2 separate regions of the Homo sapiens genome follow, and region 2 is linked to region 1. A link is a contact called in ENCODE Hi-C or POLR2A ChIA-PET data. All regions are on one chromosome and are shown on one strand. Each heading gives the region's core, a stretch centred on a gene start or an enhancer-like site at or near the end of the contact. The rest is flanking DNA. Distances are from core to core; before and after follow the strand shown.

Evidence for each region. A loop is a pair of places that touch in the nucleus more often than their neighbours do. ChIA-PET counts read pairs that join two places held with the same protein, here RNA polymerase II (POLR2A). Pooled maps may share reads with other maps.
Region 2: a pooled map shows a loop between it and region 1 (12-fold over the local background). The contact joins the promoter of PARPBP here to the promoter of ARL1 in region 1. A Hi-C loop is called at or near these places in 3 of 37 single-sample maps with no recorded cell type and 14 of 50 pooled maps. POLR2A ChIA-PET finds 5 or more read pairs at or near these places in 1 of 52 experiments (T-cell).

What each region holds. Positions count from the first base shown.
Region 1 is chr12:101,405,497-101,410,966 of GRCh38, forward strand. ARL1 (ARF like GTPase 1) reads right to left here and starts at 2,276. Exons shown (of 6, transcript NM_001177.6): 1 at 2,146-2,276; 2 at 348-485. The coding sequence starts at 2,149. RefSeq lists enhancers at 1,759-1,808, 1,889-1,938.
Region 2 is chr12:102,117,117-102,122,586 of GRCh38, forward strand. PARPBP (PARP1 binding protein) reads left to right here and starts at 3,067. Exons shown (of 11, transcript NM_017915.5): 1 at 3,067-3,170. NUP37 (nucleoporin 37) reads right to left here and starts at 2,998. Exons shown (of 10, transcript NM_024057.4): 1 at 2,934-2,998; 2 at 1,247-1,467. The coding sequence starts at 1,402. RefSeq lists enhancers at 2,799-2,868, 3,913-4,470.

The sequences.
Region 1 (5,470 bases), core at 1,026-3,525:
AACCAGAACAAGGGTCCTTAAATTACACTAAGCTGCCTCTTAGTTGATGGAAAAAGTGTTATCAATGTTATGTTCATACTAGCAGTTTACAAACTTTATCAAATACTTTATTATATGAATTAATTTATTCAGAAATAGGCCTGGCATAGTGGCTCATGCCTGTAATCCCAGCACTTTGGGAGGCCAAGGCAGGAGGATCACTTGAGGCCAAGAGTCTAAGACCAGCTTGGACAACATAGTGATGATACCTGATCTCTACTAAAACAAACAAAAAAGAAAGAAAGAAATAGTTATGTTGGATGGAGACCAGAAAGTCCCTACAATTAGCTCATCATACCAACACTTACTAGGTATAGTAGTAACAACTTCTCCCACTTGTAATCTGTACAAAATTGTGGTTTTTCCTGCTCCATCTAATCCCAAAATTAAAATTCTCATTTCCCGAGTTCCAAACAGACTGGAAAATATACTTGAGAAAAAGCCACCTAAAAAATAATAAAAGAAAAAACATACACAATGTCATTTTGTGAACTAGGTATACAAAACATCTAACCTTGTCCTTTGAGAGCTAAATACCAAATTAAATATTATAATTTCCTGGATGCGTAGGTGCATATTTTTCCTCCCAATGAAATATATTATTCAATATCAAACAAGTAATTAGTTATGTTACTATGTCCTTAGTTATGTTACTATTGTGTCATGCAGGCACAGAAGATAAACCAAATAATAAGAGAAATATGGCCGCGGCCTTTGGGAATCTCATTTTCTAATCAGCAGAATAGGAATATTTTAGCATGATCCCCTCACTACCCCTAAAAACCAAGGGGCCAGTAAGGAGGATAGTGGGACAATGTAATCCTCGCACAGGAAAAGTACTGTACAGCAGCAGTACCACTATAACCAACTTCAATCAGAGTTCTCCACGAAGCAATATAGCTAGTACAAGAAATTGAGAAAAAAGCTGAAAACAATAACTATTTTTGACAAAAAACCCACTTTTAAAAATAATAAAGCTCTATCCAATGCATCACAAAATATTCCCAGAAAGCTTCCTGTACACCAAGTATTGTGTAGGATAAAAAGCACAGTCCTTTTCCCATCCAGAGCCATTAGAGAAGATTAAAAACAAGTTACATTAATACAAAAAAAAATAGTTAACATCAGAAGTGATGCCACACTGTTATTTGGCAAAGACATGGCATAACTAAGAGCTGCGAGTTGAAAAATGAACAACACCATGGGCTAGAGAACCTTGGGAAAGTTCAACAGAATAGGTGTGACTTGACAAAGTCCTTTCTACCATTTACAGGTAGAAGAGAGGCGGAACAAAACTGAAGGCGGTTATGGAAGACAGGACAGCGCCTGTGATGCTTGGGAGCAAGAAGTATGCTCCCCAGAAAACTGTGGAGGGATTTAACCAAGCCAAAGAATCTGCACCTTCATTTGGAGGGTGAGAAACGAGTTAAAGAATGTGCACCCTCACTTGGGTTCTAGCGGGGCGAGGGTGTTACCTGATGCTTGTGAGAATGCAGTTCCCTCAATCAGCGGGCCAAGAACCAAGAATAAAGTTTCATTTGCCGACTAGAAATACCCGTATTATTACATGAAACGCTACAGCAGATTAGCAGACAAATGCCAAACTGGCCATAAAACAACATAAGCAACACCTGCTCTCAGGTTTTTCAAACTGACGCCGTCCCAGCGCCCCTGGTAAAGAGAATGATTAAGCTTCCACTCTGGGGCCGCAGCTCATCTTTCACCAAGAAACCTCGGCGAACCTGCGACTGACGCGTTGCCAGCCTCCGCAAGAACAACTCTGCCCAGCAAGTGGAGCTGGGGATGAGGGAAAACTTCATGATAAGGGTAAAGAACTCGAACCCAGGCTCTGCGGACGTCCCCAAGCTGTCCGGGTCCCTGGACCCCGCAGGAATCAAGGGGAACCGAGAGAGGACGGAGGAGAACGCGAGAGGCCGGATCCACCCCTACAGATGAAGATCCAAAGTGAGTCAAGTCCTCCGCGACCCGCCCCCTGAGGAGCTGGCTACTCTAGGGTATCCTGGCCGGCCCCTCTCCTCCTCTGCACCCCAGCCCTCGGCCGCGGCTCCCTCGAGCGCGCCCAGGTGCCCTTCTCGAACCCCTCACCCATGATGAACCCCCTGTCCTCCCTCGCCGATCTTCAGTGATTCCTTGGCCTTCGGCTGCAGCTCCGAGGCGGTTTCCTCGCAAGCCCAGTCAGCCAGCAACTTCCACGTCGGACTCCAGGCGGGGGCGGGAGCGAGGGTCAGCTGCGACTGCGCGCCGGGAACGGTGGCCTGAGCATCCGCGTCGTCGCTTTCGACTCACGGTCCCCGCTCACTGGATGTAGATACCGTGGAGGCCAGAAGAGACGAATAATTCAAAAACCTGAAGTCTCTCCTGCTTGTGTTTTTCTGGACAGAAAGAGCTTCTGAAATAGAGAAATTGGAATTTTTGTTTTAAATTCTGACACCAAAAAGTGGCGAATCTGACAACTGAAAATGCGAGTCGGGCCTCGATGAGTCGTCCCGGTCGAACGCTGGCGCAGGCTGCGGCGTTGCAGAGGACGCGTGTCCCGGAGCGCCCTGCGGGGCCAGCCCAACTCTCCCTAGGTGCTTTCTCCCAGAAAGAAACAAGACTACGTAATAATAATAGGAATGGTACCGCGCTGCCAATGCGGAGCAGCCTTGCACCTGAGGCCAGTAACCAGAGGTTTTTGTCTTCGCTGTGGCCTGCAGGACGAGGACCTCGCCGGCTTTTTTTCTCGCTGACCGAGCAGCTGAGACCGCCTTTCAGGGGTCGGCAGTGTGGACTGGCTGGTCCCGATCGTGGGGACCAGGGACTTATTCCCTCGAGGGTCGACTGTTGGAAGTAATGTAGGTTTTGATAGTGAAGTGTGTGGAGAGGAAGAAGGAAGCACACCTATAGGATGTGGAGAAGGGATTTCCCCTAGAGAAATTTTTAAAGGTTGAGCATGTATGTTTTGAAACTTCCCAAAGATCCATTGAAAAGTGAACCTTCCGGCCGGGCGCGGTGGCTCACGCCTGTAATCCCAGCACTTTGGGAGGCCGAGGCGGGCGGATCACGAGGTCAGGAGATCGAGACCATCGTGGCTAACACGGTGAAACCCCGTCTCTACTAAAAATACAGAAAATTCACCAGGCGTGGTGGCGGGCGCCTGTAGTCCCAGCTACTCAGGAGGCTGAGGCAGGAGAATCACTTGAACTCAGGAGGCAGAAGTTGCAGTGAGTCGAGATCGTGCCACTGCACTCCAGCCTGGGCGACAGAGCGACACTCCGTCTCAAAAAAAAAAAGAGAAAAGTAAACCTTCCATCCCTAATACCCTGTATCTCGGTGATCCCCAGTAGTCACTACTGTTAATACTCTCTTAGGTTTTCTTCCAAATCTTATTAATACCTTTGCATATTATGTTTTTATTTATGGTAGAGATTTTCATCCATTCAACAGAAGCTTATGGACTGCCTTTTTAGTTTATTTTAAAAGAATTTTTCTAGCTTTAAATAAAAATTGTATATATTTACAGTGTACCATGTGATGTTTTCATAGTTGTATATGTTGTGAAATGATAACATACCCATCACCTCACATAGTCGTGTGTGCTTGTGTGTATATGTTTATTTTGTGCTAAGAATATTTAAGGTCGGCCAGGTGTCGTGGCTCAGGCCTGTAATCCCAGCTCTTTGGGAGGCCGAGGCGGGCAGATCCCTTGAGCCCAGGAGTTGGAGTCCAGCCTAGGCAACATAGTGAGACCCCATCTCTACAAAAAAATAAAAAAATTAGCCAGGCACAGTGGCACTTGTAGTCCCAGCTACTTGAGAGGCTGAGATGGGAGGATCACTTGAGCCTGGGAGGCAGAGGTTGCAGTGAGCCAAGATCCCGCCATTATTCTGCTCTCATTCTATGAGTTCCACTTTTTTTGACTCTACATATAAGTGGGATCATGAAGTATTTGTGTTTCTGTGCCTAGCTTATTTCCCTTAGCATAAATTCACCCATGTTGTCACAAATGACAGGATTTTCTTCTTTTTAAAGGCTGCATAGTATTCATTATATATATAAATATACATACATATACCACATTTTTACATTTCACGTTTTCTTTATCCATCAGTTCACTCTTAGGTGATTCCATACTTTGGCTATTATGAATAATGCTGCAATGAGCATGGTGATGCAGATATCTCTTTGACATACTGATTTCATTTTCTTTGGATATATACCCAGAATATATGGTATATACGTATATATTGTATATATGGTACATATGCATATATGATATATATGGTATATACTATATGGTTTATACTGTAGTTCTATTTTTAATTTTTTGAGGAGCCTCCATACTGCCTTCCATAGTGGCTATACCAATTTACATGCTCACCAACCATGCCTATCTTGGTTTTGATTTGTTTGCAGACTCCACTAGTTGTCTAGGTTCTGAACTAGTTTTTGCCTCTTGCTCTCATCCTTGCCCCCAAAACCACAGGTTCACGGAAATTTTCCTGCAAGGAAAAGTTTTGTTTTGTTTATTTTTATTTTTGTTAATGGTTTGAGAAGGGGAGAAGGGCTCTACCTAAACACCTGAACCTTTCTAAGGCTATCCTTTGTAAGCACTGTGTGGTCTAATTATTGGACCTCTGTGCTTATGATTCTATAATACCTCCTCTTAAACAAGATTAGTTTGCTGCTGCTTGAAAGATCTTGGCCATTACTACTTCAAACTTAGGTCAATGTCAGATTTATATTTGAGTATGATGTGTGTAATTCTTGAAAATACAGATTCCCTTTAAAAGAGAACTGAGGCGGGGCACGGTGACTCATGCCTGTAATCCCAGCCCTCTGGGAGGCCGAGGTGGGTGGATCACCTGAGGTCAGGAGTTCAAGACCAGCTCGGCCAACATGGTGAAACCCTGTCTCTACTAAAAATGCAAAAATTAGCCGGGTGTGGTGGCAGGTGCCTGTAATGCCAGCTGCTCGGGAGGCTGAGGCAGGAGAATCTCTTGAACCCGGGAGGCGAAGGTTGCAGTGAGCTGAGATCGCACCACTGCACTCCAGCCTGGGCGACAGAGCAAGACTCCATCTCAAAAAAATAAATAAAATAGAACTGAAAGGAAAAATGTGCTGTAATATAATTGTGTATTCAAACTACATATTCTGAACCAGATAAATGAGATATATATCGCGATGCTTTGTAAACTGAAATACTATATACAAATTTAAATGTATTGACAGCCTTTCAGAATCTATATTAAGCACCTAGTTACAAGTCACTGTGGAAATAACAGTGTAATAAAGACTAAAAAAGACCCATTAGGCATTTTGATCAAAAATTCTCATTTTTCAAAATTTGATCATATAATGCTTTGCTTTGTTAGTAAAGAACTGACCTAATTCCCTACAGGCATTGAAAACAAAACAAAGGCCAGAGCAA
Region 2 (5,470 bases), core at 1,817-4,316, 710 kb after region 1:
AATTACCGTGCTCATTATAATTTGAGAAATACGGTTCTATTAATAATATTCTGCTAGGCCAGGCAGGGTGGCTCACACCTGTAATCCCAGCACTTGGGAGGCCGAGGTAGGCAAATGACTTGAGGTCAGGAGTTCGAGACCAGTCTGGCCAACATCATGAAACCCCCTACTAAAAATACAAAAATTAGCTGGGTGTGGTGGTGCATGCCTGTAATCCCAGCTACTTGGGAGGCTGAGGCAGGAGAATCAACTGAACCCGGGAGATGAAGGTTATAGTGAGCCGAGGTTGACCTCCAGCCTGGGCGACCAAGCAAAACTCTGTCTGAAAAAAAAAAATAAAAATAATAATAATACTCTGATAGACAAAGGATTAACCAGATAGTCCTGAGGGTTGAACCTTCATTGTTCCAAGTCTCTCTTACATGTAAAACTAGCTTTCCTCTGGGAAAACATGGTTTATGTTCACCACAAAGCAATCTTACTTTGGTGATTAAACCTGAGAGTGTTACCACTGCTCGTATCAATGACAACTAAAACATACATATGGATTACAATGTTGTCAGATGCCCTCTTGGAATTTTTATTTAGTATATTTACATATACTAAAATTCAAGCATTAGTTTCCTCATGTTTACAGGAGATGCTAAATATCTTATTCAAGGTCTCATAGCTAGTAAGAAGTAAGTAAAGCAGGAGTAAACATGTAGGCATTCCAGTTCTAGAATTCATGCTCTTAATGGCTATGCTTAACTGCCTGCTCAATTAATATGACTCCATATTCTGCATACATTAGATGCACAAAAAGTATGACAGCATACTAATAGGAAAGCTGAATATTATAAAAGCTATAAAATCTCCTGGAAGATTGTTTTTTGGGCTCTCAACATTAGCTGGTTTTGTATGTCAAAGCAGGATGTAGAAAAACCGTAATTAATTGGATCTCATTTATATTGTTTTTTTCCTGTACATACCAATGTTCAGTTAATCATAGCCTTCACTTATCAGAATATTCCATTAATGATCATGAGGCAAAAGTGAAGCCTCATACCATTCTTTTTCACTATCTATATAATGTTTACATAAATCTCAGGCACATATAACTGGGAACATCTTTCTCTATGGATCTTATCTTTTTTTTTTTTAACATTCAAACTCAATATACTTTCAAAGTTTAGATTTGGTTTGTGTAAGTTCTCTTAGTAGTGAAATATGTTCACTGTCATTCGGTGCAGTTTTGTAGACTAACCTGAAACGTACACGTGCCAATGACCACATAATTATTGCCACCATATGCAATTAGGTTTCCTGAATCCCCATTCTCAAAGGGATTAAATTCTACCACATGCACATAATCTTCACAATCCACAGTGTAGGCAGCATTTCTTGAGGCATCTTGCTTCATCTTGTATGTCAAAATTCAAGCAGTTGTGAAAATTAAATAGCCTTCTACTGGACAAGGTCACGAAACTGTGGATTAGAGCACAGGTACAATTACAATGGTCAATATGTTAGTCATTCAGCAAATGCATCAAAATAAGGTTGTGGTGTTACAATGAGACAGAAAGCTCAAAAGAAACATTTAAAGTACTTATCAAGGGACAGAAACTGCAGGAAAAATATTAAATCTAGTTATTAATGGTTCCACATTTGCTCCACAGCTCTTTCCCATATCTGTGATTCTAGCAGACAATAACACTGCAAAGTTCTGTTTAGATTATCTAAAACAAATAGTATTTCATCTGAAGATGGAATCATTTTAACAGCAAATGTTAATAAAAATTAATAACTTTTATGAACCACTATTTGTAGGTACCATATTAAGCATTTTACTGACATGATCACATCTGGTATCTGTACAAATCTAAAGGCAGGTACTACCTCTGGTCTCCATTTTGTAGATGGAGAAACTGAGGCTTCAGTAGGTTAACTAACTTGCCAAGCTCATAAGCAGGGCCAGGATTTGGAAGACTTCATTGTGTGTGGAGAACCAGCGCTAATGAAGAAAAAAACAGCCTCCTGGCTTGAAGGAGACCACAGTTTAGGGATAGTTATGACTCAACGTGAAAAGGGCTATAATATAAACAGATAGAAAATACAGGATCTGTTGTTAAGGAGTACCAAAATGTGTGATATAAAAATAATGTTCAGGGGGTTGGGCGGAGGGAGAGCATCAGGATAAATAGCTAATGCATGTGGAGCTTAATACCTAGGTGATGGGTGTGCAAACCACCATAGCACACGTTTTACCTTTGTAATAAACCTGCACGTCCCGCACACGTATCCCGGAACTTAAAAATTAAAATAATAATATTCTTAAAACTAGGCAGAAGACCTTAACCTGTCAGGGACTAGTGTGCATTCTGGAAGTAGCATTCCCACATGAGAATTATGGGTTTTAGAGTTTTTGGTTTTTTAAAAAATTCGACACAAGGGTTGTCCTGAAAACAGCTGGACTCAGTAACAAACATATCAAGCACCTTAAGAGTATGTACTGAGAATGAGTCCCACCTCGAGACGCTTATAAACTAGTAACTTTAGGAATGGACATCAGGGACTGGAGACTTTTGAAGGGTGACCAGCAAGTGTTATGGACACGGAGACAGAGAGGTATAGAAGTGCAAGAGATTCGAGGTCACGAAATTGTTCCGTCCCTACACCTACTGCTCATTAAAGCAGTGGCCGGGGCCTCACCGTACACGTTGGACAGGACTTGCCCCTGTAAAACTACAACGGCAGAGAAGAAGGGAGGGAACAAGATAAGTCTCTGCAATGAGCGCCGACACCTCTCCCCGGGCCAGGCGAGTTCCTCAAGACCCCGCTCCCACCTCCCGGGGCCCGAAGTGGGAAGGAAGAACTCCTGGGAATAGAGTGGCAAGGCTGGGCGGCCGGCAGAAAAGCATCCCGGCCTCTCGGGCTCCCAGCTCGATACGCACCGCAGAGCGCCAGGAACCGACCAGAGGCAGGCTGGTCTTCCTTGGGGGCTGCCGCGACGCGCTGTGGCTCTGCTTCCGGGTCGGAGGGCGAGCGCAGCGATTGGCTCCCGGGGCCTCCCGCGAGGTTTGAACTGTATTCAGCGGCGACAGCGGCGACTGCGGCGGCCGCGGGAGGGCATCCCGTTGGGGATCCTTCCGCACACTGAAGAGTACGTCTTCGGGTCTACCCCTAATCACGTAAGTCTCGCGTCTGCCCTACCTGCCCTGTCGCATTTTTAAGTGGTGATTCAGGCTGTGGCTTTTGAGGGTGTTTTGCACTGTAATACCTCGGTCGTAGCAAAGTGCCGTGGGACCGAAGTATTATGGTGCAGTGACTTGACGCTCGAGCCTGGTTGGGCCTGGGGGCTGTAGGCGGAGTTCACAGTATCTAGCGATGGAGCTGGTAGGTCCTGAGGGTTCGTCTGCAGCTTGGAAGACAGGCCCGTAGAGGCCTGCTTAACTTCCATTAGTTAGGCAGGAAACCTGGGTTCTAGTCCCACTATGTACACGGACTCCAATTCCTCAACTTTCTCCTACTCCTGATTAGTTACAGCCTCCCAAGGAACCTTTGGGACTTGCACTCGAACACTGATAATGATGTTGAGTGCAATTTTTAAATTGAGCACCTACTAAATGCCTGGCACTAGGTGGGTTATGTACTTGTTTCACTAACGTCTCATTCTGTGAGGTAGGAATTCCCTTCCTGGTTTTGCAGGTGAAGAAACTTATGCTCATTAGAGATTTTAAATACCGAAGGACTACAGGTCATAAAGGGGGAGCCTGGAAGTGATATCTGACTCGGAAGTGTAGTTCTTTCAACCATTTCACACTGCCTGCCCAGTGACAATTTTCTGTCTCACAGTTTTTGCTCTAGAGCAACTTGGAATCCAATTTTTTAAAAACAAGTGTTATCGCTGCTGCCTTTGGCTACTGTTTTTTTGTATAGTGCAGCCTGCCATTCAGAGTGCTTGCATATTTATTGTCTCATTGACTTCTCACAAGGGACTGGAAGGCAAGTATTTCTGTGTGATGATGCCTCCACCTAGGAACCACGTGTAAGGCTTATGGCATAGGCTCCCACAGCCAGCTAGCTACAGGAAGAGCTGGGACTAGACCAGGGGTTGGCAAACTGGCTGTGCTGCCTGTTTTTGTGCAGCCAGCTCCTGAGCTAAGAAGGAGTGTTACGTGTTTATATGGTTGGGGGAAAAAATGAAAAGAATAATGTTTTGTGATGTGTAAAAATTACATGAAATTCAAATTTCAGTGTCCATAAAAAAAGTTTTATTGGAGCACAGCTATACTCATTTGTTTGTTTATGTATGTCCATGGCTATTTTCACACTAGAAGGTCAAAGTGAGTAGTTGTGCATGCCTCAAATATTTACTGTTTGTTCCTTTAGAAAAAATTAGCTGATCCCTGAATGAGACTCTTGGTTTTCTGTCACCATAGTAATGCTCTTTTTTTTTTTTTTTTTTTTTTTTTTAAGACAGAGTCTCACTCTGTCACCTAGGCTGGAGTGCAGTAGTGCTATCTTGGCTCACTGCAACTTCCGCCTCCCTGGTTCAAGCGATTCTCCTGTCTCAGCCTCCCAAGTAGCTGGGGTTAGAGGCACACACCACCACACCCAGCTAATTTTTAGTAGACAGGGTTTCACCATGTTGGCCAGGTTGGTCTCGAACTCCTAACCTTAGGTGAGCCTCGGCTTCCCAAAGTGCTGGGATTACAAGTGTGAACCACCATGCCCAGGCAATGCTCTTTTACTTTTAACTCAAAACAACTTAGAAACTCATAATGCATGATAATAGCTAATGTGCTTTTATACATGCCAGGCACTGTTCTAAAAGCTTTACTTGTGTTTATGTCGTTGACTTGTCATAAAACCCTATGGGATAGGGTTTTCATTTTCATTATGAGGAAGCTGAGGCAGGGAAAGGTGATGTAACTTGGCCAAGATCTCGCAGCCAGTAAGTGGTGGAGCCACATTTCAGAATGGCCTAATTCCCAAGTGAGTCTTCATTCATAGCAATCAAATCTCATAATACTACCTTTAAATAATACCAGTAAGTAATTTACTCCTAAAAATGTATTTCAGGCAAAGTGACCATGTCACTGAAGCTGACAGTTCTTCACTTTCTTTTTTCTTTCAAGAGATGAGGGTGATTTTTTGAAGAGAAATACAATTCTTAGCTATTTACTAGGATTTGCATTTATGTAAATAATTAATCTCTAATCTTCTACCTGTATCTTTAAGTTGCATCATAGATTGTGTCTATAATTTAATTATATTGCAAGTGGCATGTATCTTTGCTCTTGATTATACAAACCAAAGTAAACATCTAGGATTCTGTTTATGCCACATAAAAATAGAAGAAAAGGATAGCAGAAGGAGTCAGGAAATGGAATAAGTACAGGAAAATACCCAAAATAAGATGATGGGCATGTGAGTATGTTGAGACTTGAGTACTTAAAGTAGGAAAAAAACTTTTAGCAGGCATGTC